3 separate regions of the Mus musculus genome follow, and all the other regions are linked to region 1. Evidence: chromatin loops called from intact Hi-C (ENCODE). Cell type or tissue: left cerebral cortex. All regions are shown on one strand.

Region 1 (2,500 bases):
CGTTGTTCCAGAAAGGGTGGCATTTCTGTGGCAGGATTCCCACTACCTCTTGACTATGGGATAGACTGTGTAAGTCTCAGAGAAGGAAGGAAGGACAGGCAAAGGAAAGAGCAGTCTCTCAGGTTTCATTCCAGAAACGACCTGCAGGGAGGAGGACTCTAGTTCAACAACCAGGGAAGGTGGCATATGTTTACAGGCTGTGGTAGATAGGGCAGAAAAAGGGAAGAGGGGCTGTGGTTTCCTTCTGGGGCCCTGTGGTTGGCCATTGCTAGGTGTAGTTGAGGAATTAAGGTGAATGGCAAGCTAGACGAATGATAGGTGAGGGTCATTACCAGGGTGATGGATGGAGCAGGCCGGACAAGAGTCTAGAAAACCAGAACCGAAGAGCTTTACAAAACGGTGTGGCGACAGCCAACAGGTTGGTCAATGCTGAAAGGACCCGTTGCAGCTGGGTGCTTCCTCTAGACTAAGTCACCGGCAGGAATGATGTCACCTAAGAGAGAAAGTTGGTTTTTTAAATTAGGGGGTGGGATAATGCTTTTCTTTTGTTGTCTTCCCTTTTTTCTCTTTCCCTGTGTCAACTTGCAAGGGCTTTTGAAGGAGTTTTCAGGCTCTTTAGGGTTGAACAGCTAAGCTGGTTGGTAAGACTCATAGGCACTCTCCAATTCAAGGACCAGACAGCTGTAAGAAAAAGAAGCCAGCTGTAGATCCAACACTGGTGAGTGAAATAAAGCCCAGGCCCCAATGTTGTGAACTCAACAGCAGTCACCAAGTCAAGTAAGACACACTGTTCTTGTTCAAGGCTTAACTGCCTCACCCACTAATGTCAGTCATTTTAGTGGGTTTCACCTTCAGGTTTAAGGGTCTCTGATCAGGGCAGGCATTTGTAAGTAGTATTTGGGGGATAGAAAATCCTGTGACACCTAAGTGAGAGTTTATTCACTCCCACCCCCCACCCCCAGAACTCACCCTCTTTCTATTGTAAATTTCATTGGATAAACTTATGGTGAAGAACAAGACCCTATTTTGATTTTTTTTTAAATCTTTTTTTAAAAAAATATTTAATGTATGAGTGCTCTATCTGCATGTACACCTATATGCCAGAAGAGGGCATCAGATCCTGTTACAGATGGTTGTGAGCCACCATGTGGTTGCTGGGATTTGAACTCAGGATCTCTGTCTGGAAGAGCAGCCAGTGCGCTTAACCGCTGAGTCATCTCTTCACCCCCCCTAAAAAACCTTTATAAAAATCATTTACAACTTTTAAAAAAATGAAGCACACGAGCATAGTTAATGTTGGTTACAGAAAGCAGTGGATGGTTTGGTTTAACACGTTGGATAGTTTAAAAGAGCATTTAAAAGAAGACAAACCCAAGAGCCCAAGGACATTAAACACTCAAAATTGTGCTCCCCCCATCACTAGAATGGTGTGATGTTAGTATTTATCATTTCAAATCCTTAGCTCTTCCTGGACTAACTGAAAACAGAAACTTCTTCCCCCCTCCCCCCACAGGGACCTATATTCCTTGTGGGAAAACGCGAAAACATTTCCAGCTAACGGTATGTATTGATCACACAAAGGCTCACCCATTTTATCAGATCCTTAACGGTGCTCCCAGACCTCTAGGACCACTTTAAGATGAATTGATTTTAAAAGGAATAACAGAAGTCACATCGAATTAGACATTAGGGGGGGGTTGGTTTGGTTTAGTTTGGTTTTGCTTTTCTCTTCCTTTTCGTTTCATTTTAGACTTTTCCCTAACTGAATAAGGTAAAAATTTTTAGAAGTGCTTTCTTATAAAAGGATTATTTAATAACATTTTATAAATAGCCACACTCGGGAAGTGATAAATTAAGGCTACTAGCCACTTTCAAATTAGGCGCGCGCGCGCACACGCGCGCGGACACACACACACACACACACACACACACACACACATTTGCACAGGTTGAACTGACAGGCTGGCAATTTTCGCCTTAAATTGTCTGCGTTTGCCTGGTTAATCTCGCATATTAAATAAAAAACACGAAGTGCTTTATATGGCGTATAGACGGTAATGTTTGATTCCTAGAAAGACTCCGGGGTGGGGGTGGGGGGAATGGAGAAAGATTAAAGAACTCTCACTCTCCGGCCCAAGATCCAAAGTTCCACCTACCCTCCTCTCTTCAGCAAGTGTCTCCTCGGAGAACAATATTAAAGGGATCTTAAAATACAATCAATCATAAAATATAATTTGCATGTCAGTAGGGTGTTTGGGGATTGAGGAAGGGGCTGTGTGGGTAGGGCTGCGGGGCGGCTGGTGGGGGAGGGGAGGCTTGGCAACCCATCCACCCTCAAAGGCATGAGGCACTAGAGGGTGTCCTTTTCGTGCTTCTCCGGGCAGGCAGCATCTGTTCTCCAGCACCCCCAGAACAGGGATGCTCTCCTCCCCTGTCCAGTGCGTCGGGTTGGTTCCCTCCAGCCCGGGTGTGAGGCAGCCAGCCAGGGGGCTCGGCCGGC
Region 2 (2,500 bases), 86 kb before region 1:
TTTCAAGACCAGAGACACTGCCCGGGAGCAGAAGCCCGCCGAGGCTGCAGCCGCACTAAGAGGGCCGGATCTTCTTAGGTCCTGAAAATCTGTGGCCACAAGACCAACTCACTGATCCTCCAAAGGGATCGCCTCCGCCCATCAGGCCGGGATGGGCGGACCGCTACTTTCCCCGGCTGCGGCTCTGCCTCCCGGGCTTCTAAAGATTTTTTTCCCCTTCTGGGTTTTGTTTCCGGCCAGAAGCTCCCTTAGCTGGGAGTGAGGAGGGAGGCTGCTAAAACTCCGGAGGATGCTTGTCCTACACACAAGCAAAACACAGCTAAAAGTCACCGTTATTGTTTACAAAGCGCGCGGTTTAAAAAAAAATGTAAACAGTGAACTTGAAAATCTGCCAGGCTAGGGGCGAGGGGGTAGAGTCCTCTTTACAATTACCTGTTGTCATGTGAATGTTTGCTCTTCTGGCCAGCTTTGGGGGTGGGAAGGAGGTAGGGGGAGAATGGGGGAAGTTAATTGGGATGTTAACTTTCTTACTATTTAGAGACCTTTTTAGCTATTTATTTTGATGAAAGAGAAAAGAAAGGAAAAGGAAAAAGAAAAGAAAAAAGAAAGAAAGGAACGTAAACTAAGCCCGAGGGAGAAATCCTAGGGCGAGTGGGGAAGTGTGTAGATGAGCCGACTGGGAAGGGGAAGGGGGTGTCAGCAGAGATGTCCTCTGGACAGATCTTTCTGTTAAAAGAACTTTTCCGTGAAGCTAAAGGGCTGCAAAGAGTTGTAAATAGGAATGATTTACACTGTGTAAAATGCACTTTGGTTTGGTATGTTCCTTTTAGCATTCTAGGTAATTGACAGAAAACAAACAAACAAACAAACAAACAAAGAACAACCCAATAGTTGTTCCATTGTGACCTGCTTAATTTAAAAAAGAAATTGTAGTGTTGTTCAAGCTGTGAAAAAAAAATCCCTTTTATTTTTCTTCCTCTCTGCACAGAATTCGCATGGCATTTTAAATATTGATGTCCTTGTTCTCAGCATGCCCATTTTAAGACAGAGTTTTAAAAGGTGTCTACATTAAATTATGACCTAGTCTAAATAATATTTTCTCATTAAAATATGTAAATTCGAATTTCGTTAAGTTTTTGTGTGTTTTTGAAGAGTTGCTACAAGGGACAAAAGGTGGTAGCAACAGTCTCTGCAAACACATGGTTTGGGTATTTTGCCTTTTTCAAATCCTGTTGTGAAAGCAGGGAAACTTCCTATGCACTTGCAGGTGTGGGAGGGATTGTTCTCAGGGGAGCATGAAAGACATTTGTGCACAGGGGGGAGACTTGAGGCCAAGTATTTCAGATGCAAACCCCAGGCACAGGTGCAGCGCTGAAGGAAAGACACTACACAACTGCACTACTTCCTGTGCGGTTTTGTCTGTTCTAAGCATGCCTTCTATGACTTTGCACTTACACACAGGAGGTTCGGAATTTCCCAAGTACTCTCAGGGTGGCTTACTCAGTCCTTATTTTGACGCTTCTGACTTGGAGGAATCCTTCATTCTTTAGATTACTGTAGTTGTTGGCATTTTCTTTCTTTCAGAAATCACCTACAGGTTCACTGTACAGGTCAAGTAACCTGTTCACTTTGCATTGAGTAGATTTTTTTTTTTCCAGCCGTTTCTCTGGGTGGCGGGGAGTTACAGGATGCATTTATTTTTCAAGCCTGCAAATGCATTTTTTTCCAAGTCTTTAAATGGCTGTCTCTAAGTAGTTGCTTTCTTTTGATTTTCTGGTTTTTTTTGTTTTTGTTTTTTGGTTTTTTGGGAGGTTTTTTTTTTCAAAGAATTAAAAACCTGCCAAGAATTTATGGTTCAAGTCTAATTGACACTTGGTTGAAGGAGGTCACAATATTTCCAGAGTGATATGTGTATTCAGCTGAAGAAGTTACAACACAAAGAGAAACTTAAATGGTGATTAACACTTTACTGTGTAAATGATTAAACAAGGGGGCCTTGTGCAACACAGAGAAAGCCCCCAAAGACACATGGAAACCTCAGTGAAGCCTCCATAAGGAGACCCTTAGCACCTGTCACTGTCATGTAATTAGTGAGCTACCTGGAAAAATATTTAGGATTAATGCAAAGCATAATTAATTCTGTTGTGACTACTCTATTTTTGAAAGAAAAGGATCCTCCACACAGCATACACACACACACACACACACACACACACACACAAGTGGAAAATAAATGAATCACTGGGCTGATTAAAATGCATGAAGCTTCGAAAGCCAGTCAGACAGCGGACAACTAAACTCATTCATCAAACCTAATTCACAATTATATCAACAAGATCAGCCGGAGGAAGCCTGGAAAACTTGGCCACCCTTGGTTAAGAGACTTAGTTCTCAACTAGAAATCATTTAAAAGGAAGGAGGGAAGGAGCTAAATATATTTTCAGTAGCTTGGAAACTGAAAATTAAGACAGTGTCTGTAATAATCTGATCTCACCTGATT
Region 3 (2,500 bases), 90 kb before region 1:
CTTAAGTGATTAAGTTCTGTTTACTTGATTAACCCTAAACATGGGCAGTGAGCCTCAGCTTCCTTCTCAAAAGTAATGAGACTGAAAATTCGGCAAACATCAATTCCTACATGTAATACTGCATGGACACAGTGGTGACAACTTTCCCCAGGGAAATGAACAAAGATTTATTCCAAGTTAAAGTGATTGTTTTGGGTTTGTCCGTGTCCCCCCCCCCCCCGTGAACGTTTTCACTTTTAGAATTTAGTTAATCTTCTGTTTGCTCTGAGCAGTGATTTCGACAACCACACAAAGACCCCTTTTGCAGGACAACAAAATGTCAATTGTTAAACCTTACGCTATTCCTCACCCAGACCGGGTAGAAAAGTATCTTACTGGTTGCCATTGGGGGTAGGGCTGGGGGGGGGGGAGGTAGGGACGATGGTCTTTTACCATCTGGGATGCAATCACCATAAATATTTTATCCATCTTTGCATTTCGGTATGAACCCCTGCACATGTTTGCTAAAGGGAATCTGTAAAATACTCAAGGGCTTCCAAGCCGGCACCTTTCCACCCAGGAGCAATCCTACCTTGGCTTAAAGCCGCGATTGCTTTAGTGCCTCCGAAGCTCTATCTAGAGCAAGCAAGGCAAGGAACCAGAACTCCATCCCACTTCAAACACCCCTCGGGTTCCCCACCCCTTTGCGCTCCCAGCTCCTCCCACTGCAGGCCCTGGAGCCTAACCCGGGCACGCGCAGAAACACCACCAAACCTTAGTTTGTTGTTGTAGCGCGCGCAGCTCAGTCCAGTAGGGCTGCCTCTGGCCCAAACTGGGCCTAGGGTCCAACTGATTTAATCTTTGGAGAAGGGAGATCCACATATCTGCCCTGTTCTAGCCTTGCCCCCAGAGACGGGTCAATGCTTCTACCCCCACCCCCCTGCTCGCACCTCCTCCCTCCTCCTGGTTATTTTTTCCCCCGAATTAAGAAGGTGACTTGAGTCTTCCCTTCAAGCACTCTGTTAATATTGAAAAACGTGCGCTTGCATCTAAAGCGCAGCAGCCCAGGCGCCAGAGCCATTTCAATATTAATGAAATTGTTTAATCTCCTAAATTCGTCGTGTTTAAGTTACGTTTTGGTGAGTTATTGACCGGCTTCGAAACTGTGGTTAATGAAGTTATGTGAGTAGGGATGTGTGTGTGTGTGTGTGTGTGTGTGTGTGTGTGTGTGTGTGTGTGTGTATGTGTGTGTGTGCGCGCGCTCGGAAGCTGAAAGGTTTTCTTGCTATTCACAGACTAATGCTCTACTGTCACTCAAAGTGTAACAAACGTCACACTACAACTATCAGTCTGCTCCTATGGGGGAGGGGGAGGAAGAAAGAAAAAAGGAAAAAGAGGTTTTCGGAGTTTAAAGACAGTTCTGTTAGGCTGTAGGTATTAAGTATTTAACCTAGTGGCATGGGGTTCTTTTTAAAACCACAAAGGCCCCCGGAAAGCGCTGAAAAGCGTGGAACTCCTGGCTTGTACTCATTGCGTGCAAGCCGAAGGGTTGAGTCGCGGTTTATTCCCTAACAGTTTGATGAAGACGGCGACGACGAAGAAGAAGATGATGATGATAATGATACTAATGATTCATTTAATCCTCACAAGGCAAATATGAACTCGAAGGAGCCCGCTATTCTCTCCAGGCCTGGTGCCACGTGCCCCCCCCCCCCCCAAAAAAAAAACCTCGCTGGTCTCAGCAGGCACTGTTTGTCTTTTCATGGAGTTCTAAACTCTAAAGAAACTATTCCCATGTAAAAAGGGGGAGGGGTCTGCAAAATGCTGACCCGCTAACTTCCAAGAAACCTCAGACTTCGCAAGCACCTGGAAAAAGGAGACCCGGAAGCCATAGCGTACATTGGACAAACTCCCGCCCTCCCCAGGCCCACACGCTGCCTTGCCTCAATTTACCCTGAACGTCCTTGTGCCCATTAAATCTCTGAAAAACGTATTAAAGCAGAACCTAATACATTCATCCATTCTTTTCAAAGAACAAAAAACAAAAAACAAAAACCCCAAACTTACCTTGGCCTGGAGAGATGGCTCAGCCGTTAAAGGCTAGGCTCACAACCAATATATATATATTGAATATATATATATTCAAAACGGACTTATCCACCCAGCTGTCCAAATATATCTATCTATATGCGTCTATTAACTTTACCACCTTTTTAAAGCGACAGACAAATTTCTACCTGCCTCTTGCAGGACTGGGGGTGGGATTGCGAGGTAGGTTTCCATTTGAACAACCCATCCAATCAACCCCGCGCAGTGGCAACCAAAGTAGAAAGGTCGCCCTTCAGGAGAAAGCCTGTGCTATAAGTTAGCTAACAATACAAACCCGACACAAAGCAAAGGAAACAGAATACCCCAGCCGAGCAATTTCCATGTCAAACACCACCGGCGCGGCAGATAGCTCAGAGTGAGTGGTCACCTGCCAGCCGGCTCCGCGCGCTGCTCCGCTCATACCTTCCCATTG

What was found. Peaks named below come from ENCODE experiments on the same cell type or tissue, not always from the same donor. Only the 100,000 strongest peaks of a DNase experiment are listed, where the experiment ranks them.
Region 2: a loop joins it to region 1, with 2.8 times the contacts of the local background. A loop is called at or near these places in 7 of 42 quality-filtered maps.
Region 3: a loop joins it to region 1, with 2.7 times the contacts of the local background. A loop is called at or near these places in 5 of 42 quality-filtered maps.

The regions. Positions count from the first base shown.
Region 1 is chr9:69,670,802-69,673,301 of GRCm38, reverse strand. Gm31469 (a long non-coding RNA gene) reads left to right here and starts at 670. Exons shown (of 3, transcript XR_379585.2): 1 at 670-718; 2 at 1,514-1,560. In left cerebral cortex, a CTCF peak has its summit at 1,123 (motif pointing right); no DNase peak of the experiment used is centred here.
Region 2 is chr9:69,756,333-69,758,832 of GRCm38, reverse strand. Foxb1 (forkhead box B1) reads left to right here. Exons shown (of 2, transcript NM_022378.3): 2 at 1-1,123. Among named protein-coding and RNA genes, the nearest start is that of Foxb1, 3.4 kb to the left of the region's middle. In left cerebral cortex, no CTCF peak of the experiment used is centred here; no DNase peak of the experiment used is centred here.
Region 3 is chr9:69,761,168-69,763,667 of GRCm38, reverse strand. It overlaps B230323A14Rik (RIKEN cDNA B230323A14 gene), which reads right to left. Exons shown (of 5, transcript NR_040765.1): 1 at 2,456-2,500. Among named protein-coding and RNA genes, the nearest start is that of B230323A14Rik, 1.3 kb to the right of the region's middle. In left cerebral cortex, no CTCF peak of the experiment used is centred here; no DNase peak of the experiment used is centred here.